Linked DNA regions of Homo sapiens: region 1 is linked to region 2. A link is an interaction called in ENCODE POLR2A ChIA-PET data of the cell type or tissue named here. Cell type or tissue: PC-3. All regions are shown on one strand. Links, peaks and the distances in the headings refer to the core of each region. The heading gives the core; the rest is flanking DNA.

The links. Peaks named below come from ENCODE experiments on the same cell type or tissue, not always from the same donor. Only the 100,000 strongest peaks of a DNase experiment are listed, where the experiment ranks them.
Region 1: POLR2A ChIA-PET joins it to region 2 with 15 read pairs; 1 of 35 experiments calls an interaction of 5 or more read pairs at or near these places.

What each region holds. Positions count from the first base shown.
Region 1 is chr1:214,009,562-214,014,946 of GRCh38, reverse strand. It overlaps PROX1 (prospero homeobox 1), which reads right to left. Exons shown (of 5, transcript NM_001270616.2): 4 at 3,232-3,426. Among named protein-coding and RNA genes, the nearest start is that of PROX1, 24 kb to the right of the region's middle. In PC-3, for the core only: no CTCF peak of the experiment used is centred there; a DNase peak (open chromatin) is centred at 2,416; H3K27me3 peaks cover 4,059 bases.
Region 2 is chr1:214,259,087-214,264,471 of GRCh38, reverse strand. It overlaps LOC124904509 (a long non-coding RNA gene), which reads left to right. Exons shown (of 2, transcript XR_007066876.1): 2 at 1,508-5,385. Among named protein-coding and RNA genes, the nearest start is that of SMYD2, 19 kb to the left of the region's middle. RefSeq lists a silencer at 2,806-2,855 and an enhancer at 4,565-4,634. In PC-3, for the core only: a CTCF peak has its summit at 2,792 (motif pointing left); DNase peaks (open chromatin) are centred at 2,771 and 4,731; H3K4me3 peaks cover 428 bases.

The DNA of each region.
Region 1 (5,385 bases), core at 221-5,220, 250 kb after region 2:
TGCTTTATTTTCCTGTAGGCCAGGGGTCAGCAGCCTCTCCAGCCTTGAGAGCCATCAGCAGCAGGGGCTGGACGGAGGTGGTGCTAAGCAGTGACAAAGGTGCCACTAGCAAGCTTCTGACAGAGGCAGAGATGGGAGTAGAAGGCTGAGAGAAGACAAGGGGTAGAGGAGAGAAAGAAGGAATAAAGTAGTAGTGAAGAGACGTCAAACCTCCTTCTCTCTCCCTGGCTCGATCTGCCTCTGCCCAGTTAGAATAACTTGAAGAATAGTAAAGCTTTGGGCAAACTGAAGTTTTTCTTGTTATTATATTGGTATCACTGTCATTATTATTACCCACATTAAATAAGCCCTATTTTGGTAAAACACTTAGAAGAGTGCCTAGGTCATTAGTAAACAGTCAATAAATGTTAGCTATTTTATTATTGTTCCCAACAATTGATTGAGAAGTCTGGGAATACAATCAATAAGACATTTTATTGTTTGACCAGCTCCTACTAAGCTGGGTGACACGATTCCTTGGAATCGACTGGATCTTGGGGCACCGTGTAGACGTAGCTTCAAAGTCCCTCTACCATGGTTTAGCTCTGTTTGTAGCACAGTTCTCCATTTTGCCATCCTCTTCACTTGCTAATACTTAAACTATAGGTTCATTTTACTTGACCTTAAGAGGAGAAACTTAAATACAAAAGTAAAGCCGTGCACACAGTATCAGTGGAGGTATTCAGCTGAAGGTGCCGGATCTACTTTTGGCTCTCAGCCACGGCCCACACTAGCAAAGCTACCACGATAAGAACGGTGGCTTTTTAAGCATCTCACTTAAGCAGTGACCTCCATGCACAAAGGCACGGAAAAGAAGGGCTCACCTTATCTGAAACTTTTGTCAGTAAATGAGCCAGACCGAGAGGCTAAAAGAAAAACGATTTCGTGATATTAGGATTATGTGTGGTGGTCGGTACGCGTGTGTGCATATGGATGTGTAAGTGTGTGAGTAGAGGGGGCAGGACACACTGCATGGTCCTGCTTTCTTCCCTTCTTTTCACTGAAGGAGGAATCAGATCCAGAATAGTCCAATAACTGTCCGAAGTCACATGAGAAGTGACAAAATTCCTGCCCGGGCCCCATACTCCTTGCAGTGAAGCAGTCTTAAAATAGACACTGCAGATAAAGGAGAGGTGGCCTGGCTGGAAGTGGATATGATTCACAAAGAGAGAAATATTAGATGTTAATCATATTAAAGAGGATTTAGATGATGCTAAATGGAGCAGCTTGTCGGGTACCTCCTGATGCCAGCCATCCCCTGTTTGTGTCATTTTGGCCCCTGGCCTGTGGGTAGCGGATTAAATTCCAACCAGGTAAGGTTTAAGCAACCCGAAAACCCTCGTGCGCACTTTAAGGACTTGTCCTCTTGGGTATTTTATATAGCAAAAATGCAGAAGTCATCTCATGAATCTTGGGCAATTCTTTCATGAAGCTTGATGTATGCTGCCAAACAGATACTTATGTCATCATGTAATGTAAATAATTCACTAGCACACAGAAGTCTCTTAGCTTAAGGTTTAGGGCAACAGGCTTAGCAGAAAGGCAGGGGAGAAAAGATGCTCTTAATGAGATTTCTTTAAAATGGTTAGCCATAATCATATTCTTCAGCTTTAGAAGAAGCCTGCTAGTGCTCTGTCATTATAGTGAGCCAGTGCTCTATTACAACTGAGACTTTAAAAACAGATTTTAAAATAGTGGAGCAGTACACGAAGAATTCTCACTTTTAATGTATTTAGCAAACACACACACACACACACACACACACACACCACCCAAACTTCATTTATCACACATTTGGCAAAAAATATATTAGTCTTAGAGAGCAAAGACAAATAGGTAGCTTACACTATAACTACTCAAACTTTCAAAGAAAAACTATGACTTCCCCATTGCTGAGCTTCCATATTCAATTCTTTATAAGCCACTATAACTGGTCTGCATTGCCAAGAACTGTAGGGACAAGAGCCGAAAAAAAGGAGGGGGGCAAGCAGGAAGAGTACTAGGGGTCAGACCCCTTAATTGACAGAGCGAGGCCAAGGTGTCCTCTTTCCTTTGAAATTTGGAACTTCCTGGGTATTCCTGGATACCTATCTACAAGAAGAAAGCAAGAATATTAACATAAGGTCCAAGTGCACACAGACGTTGGAGAAAAAATTCCTACCCTCAAGATGGCACAGCATCTAGCCAAGATAATACAAGAAATGGACCAACTTTGTCAAGCCACAGCCTGTCTGATCTCATCATCAGGGAGTTCAGCCTGCAGAATTCTTGCCATGTTCCCACCTCCAACTACTGTTGCCTCAGCCAGCAGGGCTCAGCAAAATGCCTTTGTGAGTACTGGGAGATTTGCTAGTGTTGTCTCACAGAGAGTCATCACGTTGTGATGAAAACTGTTTGCTGAGGCACCACATTAGCCCATAAAGAAATGCCTTACTCATAGCCACACATCTTTCATTGTTGCATGGATATTGCTTTCTGGGAATTCTCTATGCTGCTTTGTGTGGATCTAGAATATACACGTCACAGATATATATAAGTGTGTATGAGAGTGTTTGTACAAAGAGCAGCATGCTTGTGAAGGTACACTTAGGCAAAACACACGAGTCTCTCCTCCAAAAAGAACAAAAACAGAAACAAAATCCCAAAAAAAGATGTCAATGGATCTCTTATGCTATGTACTTAGTAAATTATCATACCATTTCCTCCACAAAGGGACTAAATGTCAAAGTCAGAAACCATGATCACTCCCCCATCAACGTTTCTAGACTTTTTAAGAAAATAACATTGGTAGCTACCATTGCACATAGCATGTATCAGCTCATTGACCTCTCAGAACCTAAATATGAAAAAGGTCTATTGGAGTAGGGACCTCTTCCTTGGAAAATGAATCACTCTGTCTTTGCTGCTTGCTGCCATTTTTCTTTGGATTCTACAGTTCCCTTTTCTGTGGCCAAATGAGTCTTCCACACAAGCTGAAAAGCCAGGGAATGGGGAAAAAATGGCAGTGGGTCAGAGCCTCATGATTCCAATGGGGACTATGGAAGCTCCTCATCACAGCTCTACCTGTTACTCTATTGGGGGATGCTTGTATGCGAAACCAACACAAAAACAGATTTGGGTACATTTCTAAAGAAAATAAATTTTTTAAAAAAGGAAAAGGGAGATGACCAAAAAATAAAGATTAGTTCCTACCTCAAAGTCATTTGCTTTATTGTAGTGCATGTTCAGAGCCCTGTACAGCTCACAGTCTCTGGTTATAGACAGCTCTTCAGTACTGGTGACCCCATCGTTGATGGCTTGACGTGCGTACTTCTCCATCTGAATGTAGTAAAACTCACGGAAATTGCTAAACCACTTGATGAGCTGAGAGGTAATGCATCTGTTGAACTGTTAAATTTAAATGTTGAAAAGGATAAGAACATTGCCATTTTCTTCATTTATTTTTTTAAGTGTCTGAAGCATTTTTAATGTTCCCGTCCCTTCTTTACTTGGAAAGATACGTATTTAACTCCACCAAAATGGTGGCAAGAGAGGCAAGAGGAAGAATATACTTACAAGAAATTATAAAAACCTGTCAGTAATGGAAATCATATCACAACCCTCTACCTTTCAAGTGGAAAAGTCACATTCTAAATCAGACTTTCCTTAAGCCGAACATCTTTATTTTTAACCATTGTTCTTCATCTTTCAGTAGAACAACTTGCATTTATATACTTCTTATGGACATTCATTGAAGCCATAGAATCCTGGAAGTGTTGTTACTCCCATGTACCAGAGGTGATGTGCCACATGACTCTACCACTAGTTTGATATACTTTTTTTTTTTAAGTGAGGATTTGTATCACCGCATTACAGCCCCCTTCAATGCAGACAAATGGCCTTCCCACAAAATGGGAGGAGTTGGCATTTGCTTATTTTTTTGGCAATGAGTGATTCCCATGTCCATCCAACTGTGATTCCACTTAATGTTTGCCCACGGCATTCATGTCTGGTGAGGTCTGGTCAGCTCCTGGTGCCTGTTCACCTGCTTCCTGAAGCCAGCATTGGATAAGACCCATGTCCCCCTCCCTTGGTATCTCTGCCATTTGGGAGGCATGGTTAGGACACAGTACACAGATGGCATAGACAGGAGCTTTATTACATTTTTTTAAATGCCAAGTTACTATAACATGGTTAGGCCTTAAAACTTTGTTTACCAAGGTTTCCTGATGACCTTTGAAATGAAGATGTCTTTCTGGATGCACTGCAAATGATACCATCCTTATTGACAGTCCTCTGCTCACGTAAAGGACAGATGAGTCTCAACTTGCCAAGTCAAAACCAATAAATCCATAGCTCTATATCAGGCGGGCTGACAGACAACCCCCTGCCTTTTGTCATCACAGGCATCCCCTTCCCTGGGCCCCCAGAAAAAGATGTACATTCATCAAAAATCAACAAAGAGCACTTATCAAACACAGGCCATGAGAACATCCAGACTCCAACAAGATGACAGCTAAAGTGTGTATTGGGGCTCTAATTACTACACAGAAAGTTGTTTCTATACTAGCAAAGATAATAAATGAATGAAAATTTATGGCAGAGAATGGAAGTCACAAGGAAACAGAAGCAGAGAGACTGGTGTTTCTCCCAAAAGGCCAACTTGCATCATAATTGCCATGGAGTTGCAAGGGCCCTTACAGATAATTGACCAGAAAATGATTAAGTCATCAGCAAATCGCTTCTGCTTGCAAGAGTTCAAACATGTACTTAACCTATCCAAGAATTATATTTTCACTCTGTGTGTCTGCTCTGTCTCTATTCAGCCTCGCGGGGAACCCGATTAAAAAGACAACTGAAGGACCCCCATTATCTGATCTTCTGGTTGCCGATTTCAATAGAACTTAAACCCATTACGATTTGCTGAACTTGGAGTTCTTTCCATTTTATCTCAGCAGTAAAATACACTGTCCAAATTTCCAGACACTGAGATAAGGACTACAGGCCCCCGTGACGGCTTACTGTTCCTTTTTAATTCTTTTAGAATAAGAAACAAAACATTACAAAATGATAGCAGGCTGTGCACTGGGGAATGAAAATTGCTTTGACATGGAGATTAGGCTTCTGCATTGTTACAAGACATTGTCTCATATGGACAAGAGTACTGTAGAGGAAAAAAATAGAAGGGTATTTTTTTTCTAGAATGGTCACGAATGACCTAATGGGGAGGACAAAAAAGTAAGTGCACTTGCCATTATTTACGAATGGGACATAAAGGGAGATTTAAAGCTTATTGTTGGAGAATGGAAATACCAGAGAGAAAGAATGGACAAAAACAACAGACTCCCCAAACATGAGGCAAGCGAA
Region 2 (5,385 bases), core at 74-5,073:
TTGAATGCCTGTGGTGGGTCTCCTGGGAGCACACAGCAGCAGCCTCTTTGTATTACAACTCAGCCAGAAGCATGTATTCCCTTGTAATTAAGGCCAAGGGTGCAACCAGTGATGCGAAAGGAAGTAATTAGATGGATTATTCAGTTCCCTCAACATTTCTCAAGAGTTTGTGTGTTTGTGGTTTTGTGTTTGCTTGAAGTCCCTGTATAGCTCCCTCGGTTCTCCTTGATACTGTAGGTCCAGCCGCAGATGTTAACAATAACTAATATTGAAACAGCACTTATATGCCAGGTGCTGTTTTAGGGGCTTTAGATATATTAGAATCCATCGCTTGAAAACTGTATGAGGGCTAAGTGTTAAGCCCTAGGTTCCCAGGAGCAGACACTGAGAGGTTTAAATGCATGGGATGTATCCCTGAGGTGGTTCCAGGAGGGACCTGTAATGGATTGGGGAAGGTAAGACAGGGAAAGGAGGCTGCCAAGCAAGGCTCTGTCTCAGGCCAGGGTCCCTCAGAGGGTAGCTTCAGCCTGGTCCCATAGCATGACTCTAGGGTGCAGGCTAGGAAAGGGAAACTGGCGCTCATCCTGCTGCACAGTCATTGGTTGACAACCTCCAAGGATGGCACAGAAGGTGTATATGTGTGATCTGTGGAGGAATGTGTCAGGTGCACACCGAGAGGAGTGCAACAGAAACACCTACTTTATCTGCTACAGGTAGACACTATCGCTGCCCCACCATGTGACAGCCAGGCCACTGAGTCTTGCCCAAGATCTCAAAGCTTGTAAGTGGAAGAACTGGGATTTGAAAGCCTGCCGTTTGGTTCCAAAAGCCATGTGCTTTTAACCACTATGCTATTTTGGATAAGATCTGATCTTTACCATGTGCTATGGTATTATCAATAAATTTCTACAATTTTCTCAATGGACTATGTAACATAAACTATTTTGATTTTATTGGATTTTTAAAAACGCTGAAAGTATATCTGCGATGAAATCCATTAATACTTTGTTGAACTAAGCTTCAGATACCCAAGCCCCTAAGCCTAAGGTAAGTTCAGAGAACAGACAAAATATTAGACAATGGTATACTTTGAAAAATGTAGTACTCCCAACCCTCTCTGACAGAATGTGCCCAGTTCCTATAGAATTATGTAAAAAGTGATTCCATAAGTCTTTTTTAATGAGACATATTTATACAGAGCCTATTTTTACATTAAGATGACAGTTTAGAATGCCGCGTTGATTCTCTATATATGCATCATCCTCTTAAACCTCACCCCCACGGTTTTTTTAGTTTTGGTGTAATGCAATATCTGATTTCTGAAAGTTTTAAAAATTTCTTTGTTTTAACTTTAGAAGAGTTTGCTTTATTTTCACTAAAAGAATTCTCTTTATTTTTCTGTTCTAAAAACAGGAGTATGTATAATACTTGTCTATCGCTTTTGCTTGATAAAAAGAGGGAAGGTCTGTGCATAGCCGTGGGTGACTAATTTCGTAACCTCTTCCAGATTCTTAGATTGGCGGTGCTGGACAGCAAGTGACCAGAAGAGAAACAAGTGGTAACCCAACCTGCATGAAGAAAATTCAGTAGAACCTTGCTGGTGTAGAGAAGATGGCACAAAGAAGAGTGAGAACACTTTTATGAAAGGCTTAGGAAATGTTGAAGTTTTCCAGTTTTCTTCCTATGTGAAGGAACATAGTGAAGGGGGAAAGGCCCCTTTTTTGCACATACCTGTGGAGGGTAACGCTGTGTGGGTGCATTTAGCCCTAATCTCTGCCGTGGATCAGGATCGTTGGTTGTGGAGGAGGAAGAAGAGAGGGAAAGGCTTGAATACTTACAAAAGATTTTGAGAGCCTAAATGATGAAAGCTAGCAGTTCTACAGTGTTTACTAAGTGCAAGAAACTGTTGTAAGAGTTTTGCATATATTAACTCCTTTGATTCGATTCTAATGACCCTATGAGGTAGGTGCTATTATTATCATCTCCATTTCACAGAGAAGGAAATTGAGACACAGAGAGATTAAATAACTTGACCAAGATCACACAGCTATAATAGTCAATTGTGGAGCTGGGATTCAAGCTCTGGTGTCTGCTTTCAGATTCATACCCTTACCCATTACCCTGTACTACCCATCTGGAATGTGGAGAACGTGCTGATAACATTGCTAATAATCATCTGTCGTTTATTTCTGACTACTCTCCAATTTTTTTAAGAGACCTGTATCTAACCTTTGGTGATAACTAAACTATAGGAGAAAACTTGAGTTCTGATAGTAAGAAACATTTACAAAATGGTCTGAAAGTTGATTTGAAGTCGAAAACCCTTATATGTGTTTGTAAATTCTAGAGAAGAAGTGGCAGCCAGGCAGATGAGCTCTCTGTTCTGTGCAGAGCTGATGGTACTCCCTGCCCTGGGGAGCCGGCACTGGCAGCGATTACATCACTAAGTCACCCTCCATACTCAGCTGCTTGCTAAGAATTAAATTGCTGGCACCAGATCTGGTGAGCCTCATGTTACCATGGCTTGTTTGTGGAGAGCACATTAGTGTGATATGTTCAGTCTTCAGAAACAGTTAAACATCAGCTTTATTACCAAAAAGATAGTGTATGCTGGTATTACTCCTGGTTATTCGGTTCAGCTCCTCAAGTGAACAGTCCCACACCTATTTAGCCCATTGAGTCAAGCTGACCTCCTTTCCCGGTTACGGGTTTGTGGACAGGAGTGACAGGCGGGTTCACTTGCAAGGGAGCCAGAGAGCCGCTCGTGCCTCTGCTGCCCTCTAGAGGCGTGTCAGGCCAAGGCCGCTCATCTCTGAGCCTTGCCGGCGGATTGCACCACCAGTCCACCTTTTGTCTCCCTTTTGAATCTCCACTGAACACCATTTGTCAAAAGGGTTGAGGCAAAACCACTCTGAGCTTCCAAAACAATAATAAGACTTAATTAGAATTCCAAGCTAAGCCATTGAGAGTTGCTGTTTATATTGGGGAAGATGTAACACTTCAGTCCTGTGTTTTTCAGCCCCTACATCTCAACCATCAAAGGGAAATGAGTCAAGGTTGTTTTAAAACTATAAATAGAGCTAACACTTACAAAGCAATTGCCACATGCCAGGTACTATTCTAAGCGCCTCGCATATGATGACCTATTTAATGAGGTGGGTGGTATGAGCATCTCTATCTTATAAATAGGGGAACTGAGGCAAGGGACTGTAAGTATTTCTCACAGTTCATGGGTGGTGGAACTGGCTTTGAAGCCCGGTAGTTCTGGCTCCATGAACTTGGCTTATAATCACTTTACTGTACGGCCTCTTTTATAGCTATCGAGGCATGCATTGCAAGTCCAATTTTTAGGTAAAGGTTTTGTTAAAAATCTTTAACCTTAATCTTGTAATGAGGAAACAATTGGCCCAGACCCTTTAAAAATGTCAATGACGTAATAAATAAAGAAGGAGAAGGAGGAGGAGGAAGGGGAGAAGTATTTTAGAGCTATGACAACTAAATATAATTCATTGTCCATGGTTAGACCCTGGATATAAAGAGACAAAACTACAAACAATATTATTGGGAAATTAGGAAAATATGAATATGGGCTATATTTTGGATAATCATATTAATGTTGCATTTCTTGAGTATGACCTCTTATTGCTGTTATATAGCAGTATGTCCTTGTTCTTAAGTGATACTTGAACTATTTAGGGGTAAAATATCATGATATCAGCAAATTACTATCAGACAATTCAGGAAAAAAATATACCTGAGAAAGAAAGAGAAAGCAAATGTGGCAAAATGTAAAATAATTAGGAAACTAGGTAAAGGGTATATGGTGTTCATTATGCTATTTTTAAAACTTTTTTCTAGGTTTGACATTTTTAGCATAAAAAGTAGAGGCAAAATAATTACTTATTTCAGAATAAGAGGTAGCCATGGCTACACCCAAGGTATCTGCCTGGACACCACAAGTGGTACAAATAAGCAAAGTGTGTTAGTTGGGAATCCACAGGCAAGCTTTGAAATCTGTAGACATATGTTATATGAAAGTGTATGAGATATTACATCTTATTTATTCATGTTTTTCCATTAGTACTAGGAATTACATGCATCATTATGTATTTTCAAAAAAGATCAAGTTTCCATCCAATAGAAAATAAATAGTGCAAATTACAAAGTCTTGTATGAAACTAAATAAGGTCTAATTGTAGTCTTGGGATTATTCTGTTTTTATCATCAACAAATAAGGCATTTGTAGGAGAGTGCCTGCCCTATTTATTCAGCACTGTGTTCCAGGTACTGATTTAGTGCTGGGGATACACCAGTGAGCAAACCAAGATCTCTGAACTCATGGTGCTCGCCTTCTGATGGGACAGAGAGACAAATATTATAGCTCAGTAAACTGCAGAGAATGTTAGAAAGTGATTATTGCCAAAGAAAAGTAGAAAAATAGAGCAGCATAGTGGGAAATTGGGACAGGCAGTTGCAGAGAAGAGGGTTTCAGTTTTAAAGAGGATCCCCAGGGTAGGTTTCATCAAATATGACCTCATGGCACCTGGAAGGAAAGTAGAAGAGAACAGAGAAGAACAACCCTAAGGTGACAGCATGCCCAGAGTATGGCTAGAGCTGAGTGAGCAAGGGGGAAAGAGGAGAAGGATATGAAGTCAGAGAGGAAATAGAGGATGAGTTCACAAAGGTCACCATGAAGGCTTTGGTTTTCATGCTGAGTAAAATAGGAAGCCACTGGATGATTTTGAGCAGAGGAGTGAGGTGATCTGACTTAACACTTAAAAGGATCAATCTCGTAGGGGGACAAAGGTGGAAGCAACATCTCCCGTTAGGAGCCTATTGCAACAATCCAAGCAAGAGAGGAGAGTGACTCAGCACAGGCTGGTAGAATTGGTGGTGGAGAGATGTGATCAGATTCTGGATATTTTGTTGGTAGAGCCAACAGGAAGGATTTGCTGATAAATTAGATGTGATGTTTGAGAGAAAAAGACAAGGGTGACTCAATATTTTTGTCCAGAGCAACTGGAAAAATGAAGCTGTCATTCCCACAGATAGGGAAGACTAGGTAGAGCAGATTTTGAGGGAGAAGATTAAGAGTTCAGTTTTGGACATGCTGAGTTACAGCTGTCTATCAGACATCCAGATGGAGATGTCATAAAGGTAGTTGGATATAGAAGTTTTGAGATTGTAGAGAGGTCAGGGCTAGAGATTTAAAACTGGTCACAATTGGTGTATTGATGGTATTCATAGCCGTGAGCCTGGATAGGATGACCAAGACAGTGAGTGTGGATAGAGAAGAGAAGAGTATTAAGGAATGTGCCCTTGAATTCTTCTCTTTTATTGTTTATTTATACTTGTTATGTTTCTCATTTTGTTTGGAAAATTATT